Linked DNA regions of Homo sapiens: region 2 is linked to region 1. A link is a loop called in an ENCODE intact Hi-C map of the cell type or tissue named here. Cell type or tissue: IMR-90. All regions are shown on one strand. Links, peaks and the distances in the headings refer to the core of each region. The heading gives the core; the rest is flanking DNA. Region 1 holds the start of LOC105377850 (a long non-coding RNA gene). Region 2 holds the start of B3GAT2 (beta-1,3-glucuronyltransferase 2).

Region 1 (8,333 bases), core at 35-8,034:
AATTCTGAAACTCTTACTGAACATGCTGGATTTATAAGTCTCCTTCCACTGACATTTCTATTTCTTTGTACTTTTGCTCCTATTTTGGAAGAATTCCTGGAGGATTCTTCCAGGAGGGCTTTGGGATCCACTCCTCTGCATTGCAACCCTAACAGTATCACTGACACTTAGAGCCTCGATGCTGTCACCCTCTCACATGAGGTTATTCCAGCAGTCATGCCTTTTATTTACAGGAATCCTTGCTCTCCAATGACTCTTTCCTCACAGCTGCTGGCTCTTGTTTTATGATGCCACATCTTTTAAAATCTGAGAATGAACTCTAGAAATTTTAAAAGCCCTCTCTTGATTCCTATACTCTTTCAGTGGGAACTCCTGTGTCTTGGTTTACTTTTTTTAATTATCTACTCATATTTGCAAACAGAAGTCAAGGCTGAACAGCATTGATGGCTTGTATTGGTCTTTGTTAGCAATTGTGAGAGGCTTTATTTTAGGTACACCTGTGGCCACTTTGAGCGGTTTCCACAGAAAAACCAGGGAGTTACTCAGGGAAACTCAACACTTCAGAGGCGGCTTCACCAGTGGGCTGTGATAGAGCCTTTCCCTCCATGTTAATGGGAGGAAACTGCCCAGAAGTCAGGCAGAACCAGGAGCTTACCACACAACCCCCACCTGATGTGGGGGCATTCTCTGCCATGCGAGGAAGCTGTGTAGGGGCTTGATGGCATGTGTCTGAGGCACGGCCCCCTTCAGCCCACTGGATCTCTGCACTCTGAGAATAGGGGTGTCCAGGGGCTCCCATGAGGACACCATCCTCTTACTTCTCATATGATCCCCCTCCTCTGTCTGTCTGTCCATCCAAACTTAGCCTCACATTTCTCCCAGAAGCTTCATTGTACATGTCCTTTTCTGTTTTCCAGCATGGTTTTAGATATTTTCCTACTTTCTAATCCTGATCTTTTTAATGGATGGAGGAATGTAGAAATGGTAAAATTTATTACAGTTAATTATAAAAAAGACCATACTCTGCCCCCAACCCTCAACCATTCTGGATAAATGAAGGTTTGTTATTCTTTCTCTAACAGCAGACTAAAGCTAAAGAACTCAAACTATAAAACTCTTGGAAGACAACGAGGAAAGCTTCATGAGATTGGATTCAGCAGTGACTTCTTAGATATGACACCAAAAGCACAGACGACAAAAGATCAAATAGGTACGCTGGGTGTGGTGGCTCACACCTGTAATCCCAGCACTTTGGGAGGTTAAGGCGGGCAGATCACGAGGTCAGGAGATCCAGACCATACTGGCTAACATGGTGAAACCCCGTCTCTACTAAAAATACAAAAAATTAGCTGGGCATGGTGGCGGGTGCCTGTAGTCCCAGCTACTCAGGAGGCTGAGGCAGGAGAAAAGTGTGAACCCGGGAGGTAGAGCTTGCAGTGAGCCGAGATCATGCCACTGCACTCCAGCCTGGGGGACAGAGCGAGACTACATCTCAAAAAATAAAAAATAAAAATAAATAAATCAAATAGATAAACTAGACTTCTTCCAAAACTAAAGCATTAGTGCATTAAAGAACAGTATTAACAGAGTGGGAAAGGTAACCCATAGAATGGGAAAAATATTTGTAAATAGCATATCTGATAAAGGATTAATACCCAAAATATAAAGAATTTCTACAGCTCAGCAAGAATAAACCAAACAACTCAATTCAAAAATGGGCAAAGTCCAATATGACTGATATAAAAAGAGGAGAGAGTGGAGAATGCATGCCGCAGAGGAAAGGCCATCTGTGAGCAAGGAGAGGCCTCAAGGGAACTCACATGCTGACACCCTGACCTTGGACCTCCAGCCTCCAGAACTGTGAGAAAATCCATTTCTGTTGGTGAAGTCAAATAAATACATAAACATTTTATAGAAATGTATAAAGGACTTGAATAGACATTTCTCTAAGAAGGAAGTACAAATGGCCACGAAGCACATGAAGTGCAAATCAAAACCAGAATGAGATACCACTTCATCCCCATTAGGTGGCTATTATTAAAAAAACTAATACAACAAAACAGAAGCAAATAAGTATTAGTGAGGATATGGAGAATCTGGAACCTTCCTGCATTGCTGTGGAGAGTGTAAAATGATGCAGCTGCTGTAGAAAATAGTATGGTGATTCTTCAAAAAATTCAAACAAAAAATTACCTGTGATCCAACAGTTCTACTTTGGACATCCAAAAGAATCTAAAGCAGGGACTCGAACAGATATCTGTGCACCAATGTTTATAGCAACATTATTCACAGTAGCCAAAAGGTGGAAACAACCCAAACGTCCATGGCTGTATGCATGGATAAACGAAATGTGGACTATACGTAACAATGGAATATTAGTAGCCTTAAAAAGGAATGAAATTCTGATACATAATATAATATGAATGAACCTTAAAGATATTATGCTCAATAAGCAAAAAAAAAAAAAAAGGGACAAATATGATTCCACTTATATGAGGTACCTAGAATAGTCTAATTAATCGAGACAGAAAGTAGAATTGTGGTAACCAGGGGCTGAGGGGAGGGGCAAGTCAGGAGTTATTGTTTAGTGAGCATAGAATTTTGGTTCAGTGATGGAAAAGGTGTGGAGTTGGACAGTGGTTATGGTTGCACAACAATGTGAATGAATTGAATACCACTGAACTGTCCACTTCAAAATGGTTAAAATGGTAAATTTTATGTTACGTATATTTCACCACAATCAAAACACAGATAAAACTTGCATTCCCAATGAATACAGGCAATCTTTTTGTTTATATTGTTGCTGGTGTTTTTCAGTTATTATGATTAAAATATTCCTGTCCTATGCTCAAATTCTCTTCTTGCTTGAGCAATGGAAGACGTATTTTCTATGGAAGTGACTCTATTGAGCGTTCCCAAACTCTGTCATGAGGTTATCCCACCTGAGATGGACACAGGGGGTGGCCTGGGAAAGGACTGTGACCACTGAGAGACGATAACGAGCCACAGGAAGGAAATAGGAGTCGCTTCTGATCACTTTCGCCCGCCTCTCTTACTCCTGGGTGCACTTCGGGATCACCTCAAGACTCAAAAAAAAAAAAAAAAAACAAAAAAAACCCGCAACCACACAAATACCAGGCCTCACCCTCAGAGACTATATGGTCTCTTTGCTCCTAGGTGGAGCTCAAGTGTGGGTGTTTTTTCAAAGCCCCTTGCCATTTTGATGCGAAGCCATGGGGAGACCCGCTGAATTAGACCCTCCTCAGAGAGCTCTGGAGTATACAGCTCGGCATCCCCCTTTACACCTCCACCATTAAATAATGGCAATGTTGTCTCAGAAGCGAGAAGCTTTAAATCTTAATTTTGATAATCCTTACACTAGAAAAGGAAAACATGTTAAAATTCATGAATTCAGCAAACATTTGTTCAAGCTATTACCATCAGAGACTGTGCCCGGCCTGGAGATGCAGGCAGACCCGAGCGCCCTCCTAGTGTACTCCCGGGCTAGCAAGGCGGCCAGGGGCAGGGAGGACACTGACATGAGCGCCACCTTGTGGAAATATTCATAACTGCATAAGCCAAGGATTCTAGGGGAAAAGGTAGAAAGGGGCATCCACGTGTGATGGAAAATCAGGAAAAACTTCCCAGAAAAAGCGATTCCTGCCTCATCAATGAGTCTGGAAGAGTAACTGGAAATTAGCTAGGCAAACGTGAGAAGAAAAGTGACATTGCATATCCTAGGCTGGAGGGCAGTGTGTGCCACTCTTGGTTTAATCAGGCCCATCAGCTTAGGGCAATGCCGACTGACCACAGCGGTTGGCCTGAGGGATTTAAAATTGAGGTGAACTGATGTGCAGAGTGTTTGGGGTCAGGGTGATTACAGCTGCTCAGGGAGCCCAGGAAGAATGCCTGCAAGGCTTAACTTCTGAAGCCAGTGCAGAAAAATGTGTAGTAGTCACAGCAAACAACCTGCATGCCAAAGAGAGAAGTGGTCTGCACCCCGGCCCCCACGTTAGCAGTGCAGGGCAACAACCCTTAATCCTAACTATTTACATGAGTAAAATAAATAATACCTATTTAACAGATTCTAGATGAAAACTATTACCTACAGATGCTCTCCTAGGGACTCTTAGGAAAGTCGAGGTGGTGAAAAAGGACATTTGCCCCCTTGTGACTTGATTAGAAAGCATGAGAATCATTCTTTTAAATCCTTCCCTATGTGCCATCAGGAATTTGCATATTGAATACTTGTCTCGTGGTCTACATAGACTCACCTACAGGGGCAAGCGGCACTCACATGGCACCAAATGCCTTGCAAATCTCAATGTTACAAATGGCATTTTCTTCTGAAAGCTCAAGTGCTGTTTGTTTAGATTTTCAGCTGGGAAATTTTAACAATGAACACGTATCTGCTCCTAAACAACTCTTTAATGATCTTTTTTGGCTTCGATTTTCTCCTGTTGATCACTCTCTTTTGGGGGTATTTAATCTAAAGTAAGGGCTAGCGTTTATCTCAGCATGCCATCCTGCATGCTGAGCCAATTCATTGAATGATAATGAGCACAGGTCCACCCGCCAGAAGAGAAATGAAGTTCATCATGAGCCCACAGCGGAGTTCAAATGTTCTTAAATACTACCGTTAAGAGTGATCTCACAAAGCTACAAGTGGGTGCAGATTCAAATATTCACAGAACAGCAGGAACTTCTGTATGTATTCGTTTTACTTCAACCTCAACACAACCCAGAAAGCTGGTGCAATGATCCCTAATCTACAGGTATTAGGAAGAAGCAATGATCCCTAATCTACAGGTATTAGGAAGAAACAGATATTCCCCTAGATCTTCAGGCTGCACAGCCTGTATGTGTCAGAGCAGGACCCAAGGATGAGTGATTCTTCCACCCTACAGCTACCTGCATGGACCTCACCACTGTGATAATCAAACAAAACACTGACCTAATTCATCAAAATAAATGTGTGAGCCAGCTGAACCCAAAGGCACAGTCTTGTTTCTTGGTTAAGAGTGACATTCACCAAGTGTCTACAATGTTCTACTCCTGGCTGCTTTGCACGTGATGTCTGATTTTGTGAAAAATTTCATTTTCCCTGTTCTGCAGATGAAGAAACCAAGAAACTGTTCTGCAGGCTCAGAGACCAAGAACTCAGTGACTTGGCTGTAGGTGGGTGAGTTGGAGACCATCTCTGTAGACACACTGACCTGACTCTGAATCCCAGACAACTCACTTAGCATACCTAGGCCTCGGGCTCCTTATATGTAAGTGGGGATAATAAAACTAGCATATCCCTTGCACAGCTAAGTGAGGATTCATGAAGAAAGAACACAGAATGCTTCCAAATGCCTGATGCTTGGTAAATGCTAAGCAAACAATATATAATTATTGAGTCTGCTGGACATCCTGATAGAAAGGAAAACTTCAGGTTTTCAAAATTTTTAGTCCTGGAATGAATGTTTTATTCCATTGAAATCTTGAGGGGATCTCCAATATGTAAATGCAGAGCTGCTAGAATTGAGGTGGACAGAGGCCTGGAAACCCGTCTCCCCACTTCCCCTTCAGCCCTGAAAGGCCTCTGCAGAGCCCTCCCTCTCCACGTCCACCCCACCTGACCCCACTACCAGCTGCTCCAGAGCAAGCACCCTGAGTATGAGCACACAGATGCACATGTGCTCCTTGCCCCACACGCCCACCTCTACCCAGCACAGCCCTGGCCACAGCACATGCAGACAGGACCAGACACAGTACTGTGGGCATCAAATCCCTGCAAGTCTCTAGACTGCACCATGTTCTAGAAATAGATTAAAAACTGAGTGGCAGGCTGCCTATTGCCCCAACACTCTGCCACCTGTCCCTGTGGTTCTATAAGTTGTTGGGACAGAATTACCACCCCCTGGCAGCTGCAGTCCTCTCCCGGTGACAATCACACTGTACCAACCCAAGGACAAAGTCCCAAGCTGGTCCCTAGATCCTGCACTAAAAGGTACCACATGACACATCAAGTCACTCTACTGAGAAGATTCAGTAACTTTATAGTTCTCATAGAAAACATTCATGCATGGAAAACAGCACACTTAAATCACGAATGACTCCAAAGTGGCAGGAAGACAATTCCCTCCATTTTCTTGCAGTATTTATATTCATGAAGCAAAGCAAAACGTCATTAATTTTGACTGCTCATTTGGCTTTGATGATCATCTGATCCGGGCTGGGCTGAAGCTGATCACAGCATTATCTACTGAGAAAAGGTCTGCCAAATAAATTAACCCAGGCAAAATTCCTTGTTGACAAACATTGAGATGAAGGAGACCCAGAATAACTGTCATTCCCACGTCCCTGCAGAGAGCCCACAGAAAGCAGCCTTCAGCAACCTGCCCAGAGTGATCCCTCGACCCCCTCCAGTTTCATGGTCATCATTTATAATAATTTTTTAAAGGTTTGCCTGGTAAACTTGTAGCGGGGACAGCTGCTCTGGGATAGTGCCGTCACTCAGCCCCACTCACAGGCTGGGGCTAGGGGAAACCTGGGGCTGGGATTGGGCAAGGAGTGGAGGGCAGGATAGTCCGGCTTCTGCCTACAGGAAGGATGCATTCTGGGAGTCGGGGTGGCGGAGCCTCAACAATTATAATGAGAGATGTACAACCACTGTGACAAGGTGCAGAGGTATGGGAGGCTGAGAGAACAGCACATTATAACACGGGAGGAGCTATCTTAATTGAAGCATCAGCAAAACCTTCCCCAAGAAGGCAGCCTTTAAGCTGAGATTTGAAGGATGAGTAGGGCTGAACGAGGAAGGAGCATTTCCAGGCAGGGGCATCAGTGCAGGCCCCAAAGGGAAGGGTAGAATGTGCTGGAGGAAGTGATCTCTGCCCGCAAAGATTGAGTAGAGGGGAACAAGAATAGTAAGGTGGGCAGGGGTGGGCCGGGCAGGGCCTGGCAGGTGCCAGTGACAAGGAATTGTTTATTCCAAGAGCATGAGTAGCCCCTGAAGAGCTATGAGCAAGGGACTGCCAAGAATCTGGTTTGCATTCCTGAAAGATTCCTCCTGCTTCGAGGTGGAGTGGACACGGGAGAGGGCAGGTATGGATACAGGAGGCCCAGCCAGGCGTGATCACTGTCTTCCTCACTTTCAGCCTCGACACCCTCCACTGGGACAACACACCCACAGTGAATCCTGAGCTTGAAAACTTCAGTCAGGTGATGTGATTTTTTTTTTTTTTCCTAATATGCAGACTCCTATTTTACACAAAATAGGTGTTCTGGTTAAAAGAATGTTTTAATTACCCAACATCACTGTATTTTCTACACATAAATTACGACTCAAAGGATAATACAAATTACACCAATTAAAATTAACCAAACTTAAATTTAATACATCATTTATCACCATACCATACAACAGAAAAAGGTGTTAAAAAGATCTAAGTGTCTGCTGATTTAGAGTATAATCTGAAAAGGCTGTTAAAATTTTATAAGTCCCCAATAGCTGTGGTATTTAAGACCTCCTCTCACCTCCCAGCCCGCTACGGGCTCATTACCCAGATGGCTGCCTGAGCCTCCAGGCCCAGCCCTCCTCCCCCATTCATCCCACACTGCCAACATGTGGTTCTCAAACTGTATTTCTAATCACATCAGTCCCCTACTTGAAAAATGTCAGACTCTCCAATGTCCACAGAAATGAAGAAAAACTTCTCATCTTAGCACTCAGTCCTCACTATCTGACCCCAGCTTGCCCTTCCCAAGAGCTACACATACCCTGGGATAACTTGTTCCAAAAACACACCCTGCCCATGATCCCTCCCTACCCTGGCCTGGGCCTAGCACGGAAGGTGCCTCTCAGATGTCACCTCTTCCCAAGACCTTTCCCGAAACTCCCCCAGTGGCTGTGGTTTTCTCTTTAAATGTAACCCCCAATCATTCCACTTGTACTCATTTTCGACCCCACGATGTATCTGCCATGCTCTTGTAGACATTCTCTCTCTGCTAGATACAAAACTCCTTGAGGCGAGGGGCTGCTACATTCAGTGTGTGTGGAATTCAGCCAAATGTCACTTCTCCCTCTATTAACATTTGGCGGACGGTCAATTCCAACAACTGGCCCCTCCACCTTCCCAGCCCTTGGCTTCCTTACTTATCTCACCTTTTTTCTGGGAGTCAGAGGTGACTCTATCTAGGTGAACCTGTCCATCTAAGGTCTTGATCTCCCCTCATTTCCTCTCCTTTGGGACTTTCAACACTTATCACTTCTTAAAACTTCAATTTCTCCCCCTCCATCATTAAAGAAAGAGGAAAAAGCTGTTATACCCCTTGAAACTGCCACC
Region 2 (8,333 bases), core at 110-8,109, 71 kb after region 1:
TCAAGCAAGGGGCTTCTTTAGTTCATTGCTTTCCAGAAACATCTTCTAGATGCAATCTCAGTCACTGACTCCTTTGATAACCCCTTAAGTGTCTGAGAGCCAGCCTGTCTTCCAGTCTTATTTCATTAACTTCAAAATTTCTAAAGTTTTTTTTTTTCTTGCTTGGAAAGTGCTATTTTTTTTTAGTATTTCAATTCAATTGATTTCCAGAGGTGAAACCAACTTCACCTGAAAAGCATCTGTTTTAAATTTAAGAAAGCTTTGAAGGTTTTCTGGTGAAAAACAGAAATCTGATCAATAGTGTTATTGAAAACATGACTAAAAATAAAGTCACATTTATCTGTAGTTGTGGCTTTTATTAAAGCAGCTTAAATCCTTTGCAAGTAAGCTTTTCCAGAGAGGGAGATGGATAGGATGCACAGGGAGGCAGGATTACCTGTGATCCACAGTGCAAAACCCCATCAATGCCACAGGAAGAAGAGGAGTAGCTGTTGAGATTTTTGAAACCTGAAAAACCCCACCACCTCCTTCTCCAATGAACAGGCCCATTTCTGTAGCTAAGATTCACACTAAACTTCATTTGCAAATGGATTTGGCTGTTAACATAAGAGTATTCAATGCAAATATTTCTTTCCTGGCAATGCAGATCAGTTGAAAGGAAAGGCTGAAAATTAGTTAGCTGTATGAGATGACAAAGCACCATTCCAGTTACCAGGGAGGAATAATTGAACACAGATTGCCTGTTGCGTCTTTAATTTAATTTGGAGACCTTTCATCCTTTGCTTTCCTTCATTTGCAGCCAATACTTACGGAGCTAATTTGTACGTGGTTCATTTTCCTCCTTTTATCTTATCCACTTTAACATCAACCATGGAAATTAGAAGCACCATGAATAAAAGATGAAACCTGACTTGGGGTATTCTTTCCTTAAGTACTGTGAATTACTGAAAAACTAATTGGTGTGCATGCACAATATAAAGGGCTGAGATATATGCCTCAGCCCTATAGCATTCCTAATCAGCATCTTTGCTTTCCCCCAAGGAGCTGTAGATTTTCAATGTTTTATCTGGTCCTACGTTTTCTCCAGAGAACAATGTCTAAACTATAATTTACACGGAATCATTAATCTGAGAACGGGTGTATGGTAGGCTGTCTCACAAATAAACCTACGGATTTCCAAATTCTGGAAAATGCACAAGACTAAGAATTCATAAATTCCACTAGCCTAATGATGGAATTCAATAATGTTTGCCATGCATGGAAAATGTTATAATAAAGAAAACTGAATGTATCAGCATACATATATGTCAAACAAAGGCCTAATCTGTCCAAAAACAATGCTGGTGGGGGAGTGGTAGAGAAAGGTACTAGTCATAAAATTACTGTCTGGGAGTGACCTCCAGGAGATAGAAAACTTAAATTCTAAGTATGTCATGCCTATTATGCTTAAAATGACAACAGAAACAATAAACCTGTTGTATTTTTTGTATATGTGGCACCTCACCATTAAAAAATGTTGCATATGCTCTTATTTTATTTTATTGCATTACTTCCAATTGTACAAAAGTTTAGTGTCTTGAAAGTTTTGCGTTTTTCCTTTATAATGTCCTCTCTGACAACACTATTTTTTTCTCCTTACCCTCTCCTCATTTTATATTTTCCCCCATATGGACTAATGAAAAACCTACTGGAATTTTCTCCTGATGCTTAATATCCCCCACCAACAAACCCTCCTTTCAGTTTGGGAAGCATCAAAGGAAGGCTGTGTCCTGAATCATTTCACTGCCTGCGTGTGCCAATTCTTCTAACACCTCACACCAAGAGGCTAGAAGCTCGGAATAAACTAAATCATTCCTCCTTCACAATCTAGCCTCCTACAGTGTTCATTAACAGTAATGTGCACTATTTTACTTCAACAAGACCACATATTGTCACAGACGAGGCAACTTCGAAGTTGTAGAAGAAAATAAAAAGACCTTGCGGTTTAAAAATTGTGGTGCATTGAAATGTACAGTCTTTGCTTCAGATGCAAGCCACTTTTTTCTTTTGGAGGGGGGAGCACTGATGCAGGATTAAAAGCCCAGTTAAAAACGTCAGATGGTATCTCTAATCTTGGGTTGAGTAAGGACCATACTATACAATGCCAAGCTTATTTATTCATTTGGAGAAACGTGGAAAGAAAGCCCTCTACAGTGAAAGGATGGAAAAGAAAAGATGAAGGACAATTACTGTGCCTTTTATTCATGAAAGAGAGGATGAATAGAAATGAAGGCGGCAATTACCTTTAAGAAAATTTTTTTAAAGCCACACAGAAAAATTAAACTGGAAGAGTACAGAATAGCTCTGCCCTGGGGTTAAGAAAGCAACCCAGAGATGAGGATGAAAGTGTGGGAAGCAGTTAGGGTATCTGATGACCAGACACACAGATTATTTTAGCAGTTCAGTGTCCAACTCACACATAGTATTTTCCCAATGTCCAGTTTACTTGGGAGAAGGGGAATTGAGGGGGAGTCTCTGAAGCAGGACGTCAAGAAATTTCAGGTGGAGGAAGGCAACAGTCTCACAGGGCGTCAAATCAATCAAGAAGATTTTCTTTGGCTGTAATTGCGTAGACAGAAGAAAACTGAGAAAACCCATGCCACTCAGTCTCATTTGCAGGCTACACACACACACACCGCAAGATACCAGCCTCAAGGAAGAACACCTGTTCTAACCCTGTGCCTGCCGGGGGCGGCGGGGGGGGGCGGTGCGCGCGTGGCCATCCCAGGGAACTCATGGGCCATCTCAACAGCAGGGAGCCCGGATGCACTCAGGACCTGGCTGCACCAGAAAGACGCAAAAGGCCCCGCCAAATGTGTCCTGGCTAACTCGCCAAAAAGAGGCCTTAGAGAAAGGTTGTGAAAAGGGATCAGGCAGCCCAGATGTTTACCTTGGGCTGCAAAAAAGACGTAACCACAGGGCAGAACAGTTTATTTTCCAGAAAGGGTTTTCTTGCAAAAAAAAAAAAAAAGTAATCTTGAGGGTCAGAAAAGACTTTTGTGAGGTGTGGGAAAGAGAGGAAGGACCTCCATAGAAGTCAGTGTTTCTTCTAACAACCATTTCCGTGCCAGTGGGCCGCAATAGTCAAATTTCTCTCTAGGCTATCTCCACCTTTCTCCCTATATGGTCCTAGACTGAGAATCACACCTGTAGGCACTGAAAAGCCTCGAGTAACACCTAGCCTACCCGTCCCCACCACCCCCACCCCTCCACCGCCACCCGCTACGGTGCAGGTCCCTCCCTGATCTCCTATCGCAGCCAGCGCCTGCAGGTCTAAGCTCCATCCTCAGGTCGTCAGGAGCCTGGCCCCTGGAAATCATTCCCGCGCCTCACACCTGTGCTATTCTCTTGACACAATCTCCACACAGAAAAGCCCCAGGGCAGACTCCCGCCCCTTAAGCCACAGTGATCCTCTCACACACAGCCCCTCCACCCCCACGGCCAGCGGAGGCTGCGGAGTGCCAGCAAGGAGCGGCTCCACTCGGTGCCCCGAATGCGCGCACGGAGAACTGAGAACTCAAAAGTGCACCCGGAGTGCAAGGGGCGTGTGACTGCAGCCCGGCCGGCCCGGAGGCCCACTCCCGCCCTCGCCCACCCAGCGGGGCAGGCTGGCCTTTACCTCCTGGAAGAGCTCCAGACTATAGGTGTTGTCGTCGTCAGCGAAGAAGAGCACGCCGGGCTGCGCGCGCTGGTGCTGGTGCCTCTGGCGCAGCCAGGCGAGGCCCGCGTTGCGCTGCTCAGTGGCGCGCGGCAGCCCGGGCCGCTTGTAGCGCCGCGGCGTGGGCACGTGCAGGTGAGTGCTGGGCAGCCCGGCCCGCGCCAGGAAGCGGCTCACCAGCTCGCTGCGCGCCGCCGCGTCCTCCACCAGGATCCAGTGCAGCTGCGCCACCTGGCGGAACGTGTTGGCCAGGCGGGTCAGCTCCGCTTTCTGCACCGGGCGGCTGTAGGTGGGCGTGATGGCATAGATGGTGGGCAGCTGCGGCTCCGGCTGTGGCTGCGGCCGAGACTGGTTGCGCTTTTGGGTCCCGTGAGCCGGGCCGCCCCTGCGGAGCGGGAGTCGGGCGCCCCCGCGGCCCACCGCGTAGGGAGAGAAGTAGGGGCGCGGGGTGAGCGGGGGCACTGGCCTGCGCGTGTCCACGTCGAGCATGATGATGACAATTAGGATCCAGGGCAGGAGGATAAAGAAGCGGGTGAAAAGCGCGGACTTCATGGTGCACGCTCCCTGGCCTCTCGGACACCCCAGAGAGGGGCGAGCCGAGGGACCCCAGTGCGCAGCTTGGACAGCGGCGGCGCCAGCACTTAGGGAGTGGTGATGGGTGCGCTGTCCATGGGGCCGAGGGCGCTGCAGAGACCTGGAGCCGCGGGGCTCACTACCTGGGCGTGGAGGAGCGGCAGGTTCGCGCAAGCTAGAGCGACAAGGGGTGCAGGCGGGCGGGCAGGGGCTGCCCCCGACTCCAGGTGAGCTGGCGGGAAGCGGGACTCGGTCCAGCCGCGCGCCGCCGGTCCCGGAGTTGTGCCGAGTGCGGGAAAGGCGCTGATCCCCACCGCGCTCTTTCTGAAGAGTGGAAGCCGAGAAGCGGCACCCGGTGCGCCTCGCCGCTCCAGTCCGGCGGTGCTGCGGGCACAAGGGCTCCAGCCGCGGGCCCCCAGGACGCTCTCTGGGACGCCTTCGAGGGCGGGCGGCGGCGCTGGGGGCTTTCCTTCCTCACATTCCCGCCGGGGTGGCGAGGAGCGGGTGGAGACGCTGGGGGTTGTGTCCCGGCTGTGTTCGCGCGCCGCAGCGGAAGCCTGCTCTCAGTCCCTTGCTCTTGTCTTCTCAGAACCTCTCCGGATCCAGCAGCAAGATCCCAAAGCAAGGAAAGAAAGAAAAAGCGAGGGGGCGGGGGCGCTGCAGAATCCAGCGTCCTCCCAAGTCCTCCTGTGGGAAGACAGCAGCGCTGCTACTGGTGGAGAGGGGCTGCGAGAGGGAGGCGCGGAGGGACCCCTTGGCTCTCCGCCGGGTCTGGCGCTAACGGCCCCGCGAGCAAGCTCGGGAGGCGGCCGCTGCACCGCGGGTGGAGGAGCGGGAGGAGCGTCCCCGCGGGGCTGCACGACCTCCTGGAGGGGGTGATGCTCGTTCACCTCTCTTCAGCTTTGTGAAATACCGCAAGGTCTTTGGAGATGAGCCAGGAAAATCCATTCACGTGCGGAAATTTGCCGGGCTACGCGCGTTGCTGCTGATGCCTAGGGTTCGGAGTGAAAGGAGGGGAGAAAGCGAAGGGATTCCTCCTCCTGCTCCCAGCTGCTGCGTTGATGTGCTGGGGTGTATCGAACAGCGGCAACAAAAAGCGCTTTCACTGCAAGGCAGACATCAATAGGAGCCCACGGAGATGGAGGGGTGCTGCACATAGGTGTTTGGCATGTGAGACAGTCCATAAGAAAGAATCAATTCGGAGGGCTGCTGCCTGACTGCAGTTTGATCATGGCGGGTGGGGGCGGGTGGAATTCCTAAAACTCCAGCCGAGCATGTTTAACTTATTTTTCTTCAGTAATTTGGAGTCACGGTCCCTCCCAGTTCTTCGCTGTCACCGGAATTACTCCGTTTGGCTCTCCCAAGGCTCCTGTCAAGAAGGCCTAAGAAGTAGAATGGCCTTCATTTTCAGGATAAGGAAGCTGAGGTTCAGGGTTTAAAATGATTTCTCTGAGGTCAGTGGCAAGTGGCATATGGAAATAGAACGTGGGTCTCCTGCGTGTGTCTATAGCTAGTGGCGTCCTCACTGCATGGCCTGCAGAAATCCCACCCAACACAGCCGGGCCGGTTTGGCCTTCCTACATATAAAGATGGTGCGATTGAAATCAAACAGAGTGTACCATGACGAATAGAACCATGATAGGGTCTGGAAGACCCCAAGTAAACAGTTGGCACTTAGTTTAGACACTTTTTGCTGTCTAGCTGGCCTACTAGCTGAGTGCCTGACCTTCTGTAACTTACCAGGAAGAAGGGCTGTGCTTCCCAGGCAGGTCCCAGGGAAGTGCTTGCAAAGCAGAAGGAAAGCTCCAGACTGTTCTGCCCTAGCCTATGATAAATAATTTCTGAGCCCATCTTGTCTGGGTTGTCTGCCTTTCTCGGGCTTGTTCACAAATAAATCTCTCTCCGACTGTGCGTTCTGGTGCAACTGAGAGCTCTGGGGCGAATGGCTCTCCAGCTTTTCTGACAGCTCCTCTTCTCCCAGTCCTACCCCTGAACCCCCCACCTGTTAAAAGGCATTGGCTCATCTGTGAATTTCCCTAACTTCCTCTTCAGATTCTGAAACGTGAGAGTGAAATTTCAGACTAACACCCAGCCACCCCAACAACTCCCTAGAGCTAGCCTTCTGTCCCAACTTCCCTGTGCCATCCACAACTCATACATTAAACTCTGCAGATTAGTGCATCCTAAACATAGAAAACAACGAAGCCATTAGACCTCTTCCCATTCTCTCGAATAGCCTAATGTGCCTCTGAATATAACACAACCTTGGAAATGTATTCTGCACCAGCATCATGCCAGGATGGGGAAGAGGAAAGAAGTCAAGGCCTCCCTTTAAGAAAAGGTTTTTCTTAGGAAGCAGTGCACCCCTCTCCCCTAAGTTACTGAAGTCTGGTTCATCCTGTTGGAAATTTTAAATTTGGTTAAAATGCCTTGTGTTTGCTGGAATAAAATTCATGTTGTTACTGAATTGTACTAAAAACATCACTAACCTTTGTTAGTGGGGAACTTTTGGTTGGTCCAACTATGCCATAAAACCTATTTGCTATTACATCCTCTCCAGGAACCAGGGCTATTCAGAGATGAAACACTGTGTGTGTGTGTGTGTGTGTGTGTGTGTGTGTGTGTCTGTGTGTGTGAGAGAGAGAGAGAGAGAGAAAGACAGACAGACAGGGTCTCTCTTCAATGCCAAGGCTGGGGTGCAGTGACTTGAACACAGCTCACTTCAGTCTCGATGTCCTGGGCTCAAGCAATCCTCCTGCCTCAGCTTTTTGAGTAGCAGGAACTACAGATATAAGCTGCTACACCCTGCTAATTTTTTCATTTTAGTTTTTGTAGACTGGGGTCTCCTATTACCCAAGATGGTCTTGAACTCCTGGGCTCAAGCAGTCCTTATGCCTTGGCCTCCCAAAGTGCTGGGATTACAGATGTAAGCCATTGTGCCTAGCCCAAAGCACTTTCAAAATCAATTGAATTTGCAGTTTGAGACTTTAGCTCATGCCCAGAATTCATGGGTGTCATAAAACACAACACTTAATTAGCACATCACAGACTGTCACTTCATTTTTTTCTATTACCCTTAGCATTTGTACCCAGGTTTATTTCATTCAGTCATCTGTTGGGGAGCTTCATGGTTCTTGGAGTCAGGCAGACCTGGGTTTGAGTCCCCTCTGGGATACTTTCTACTGTGCAACTTTAGAAAATCAGTGAACCTCCCAAGGCCTGTTTCCTCATCTGGAAAATGGGGTTAATAATACATACTCCATGGGAATCTTGCAAGGATTAAATGGTGTATGTTGGGTAGTTTGAAGAAGAGCCATTATTACACAGGCAGTCAATAAATGATATTTCAATACAGATAACCCTTCCTCAAAAGAACACCTTAACACAAGAGATCTTGATGGATCATCGTTATCAAATGAATATAAAATGAAATCTAAACAGGACTGATAATGCTTCTAAATAGTACCTCTGCTTGTAATGAAGATAATTCCTAGAGTGTATGTTAGAGTCTTCCCAAGTTGGTCTAGGGAGTGGAAGAAAGAAGAAATAAATTTACCCCAAATGCAAGGTATAGCTTGTCATGCAATAAGGATGACATGATTCCAAGTGACATTTATTTCAGATGGCTGAATATGCCATATTGTTTTACATTAAGCCACTCAATATGTGGCCCCGAATCTCTTATGATCAAATCTGAGCAAAGATATAAAGATACGAAAATTATCATTAAGGATGTCCATTAGAAGTACAAAACCAGGGCAAAACATTTTTAAGTGCAAAAACTTATACTTTAAAAATATGTCACGAGTCTATCAGGGGCTGGAATGGAAACAACTCCTTTAAATGGGAGCTTGGAGAAAATGTCATTTTTATGAAGCATAATCACTAAGTAAGCTATGGTACTTTTCCATATAGCTTATGATATTCTTACATAAAACAATTTAAGCTTGATCTGTGGCTGATAATGAAGGTTGCTGGAAGTCACTAGAGTAATTAAAATAATTACCTAACTTCGGAGCGTCTGCACATCCTCTCAGTGTTTATTTTCATTTAATCTCTCTAA

The links. Hi-C counts contacts between places; a loop is a spot of excess contacts. Peaks named below come from ENCODE experiments on the same cell type or tissue, not always from the same donor. Only the 100,000 strongest peaks of a DNase experiment are listed, where the experiment ranks them.
Region 2: it touches region 1 in a loop (5-fold over the local background); 4 of 110 quality-filtered maps call a loop at or near these places.

What each region holds. Positions count from the first base shown.
Region 1 is chr6:70,881,007-70,889,339 of GRCh38, forward strand. All of the region lies in intron 2 of B3GAT2 (beta-1,3-glucuronyltransferase 2), which reads right to left. It overlaps LOC105377850 (a long non-coding RNA gene), which reads left to right and starts at 5,136. Exons shown (of 5, transcript XR_001744196.2): 1 at 5,136-5,178; 2 at 7,146-7,209. In IMR-90, for the core only: a CTCF peak has its summit at 3,553 (motif pointing left); no DNase peak of the experiment used is centred there; H3K27me3 peaks cover 1,168 bases.
Region 2 is chr6:70,952,181-70,960,513 of GRCh38, forward strand. B3GAT2 (beta-1,3-glucuronyltransferase 2) reads right to left here and starts at 4,880. Exons shown (of 4, transcript NM_080742.3): 1 at 3,659-4,880. The coding sequence starts at 4,249. It overlaps LOC124901229, which reads left to right and starts at 4,248. Exons shown (of 2, transcript XM_047419611.1): 1 at 4,248-4,348; 2 at 4,452-6,737. The coding sequence starts at 4,248. The coding sequence ends at 5,178. RefSeq lists silencers at 3,472-3,611, 4,082-4,211 and an enhancer at 4,140-4,655. In IMR-90, for the core only: a CTCF peak has its summit at 3,927 (motif pointing left); a DNase peak (open chromatin) is centred at 3,901; H3K4me3 peaks cover 869 bases; H3K27me3 peaks cover 4,647 bases.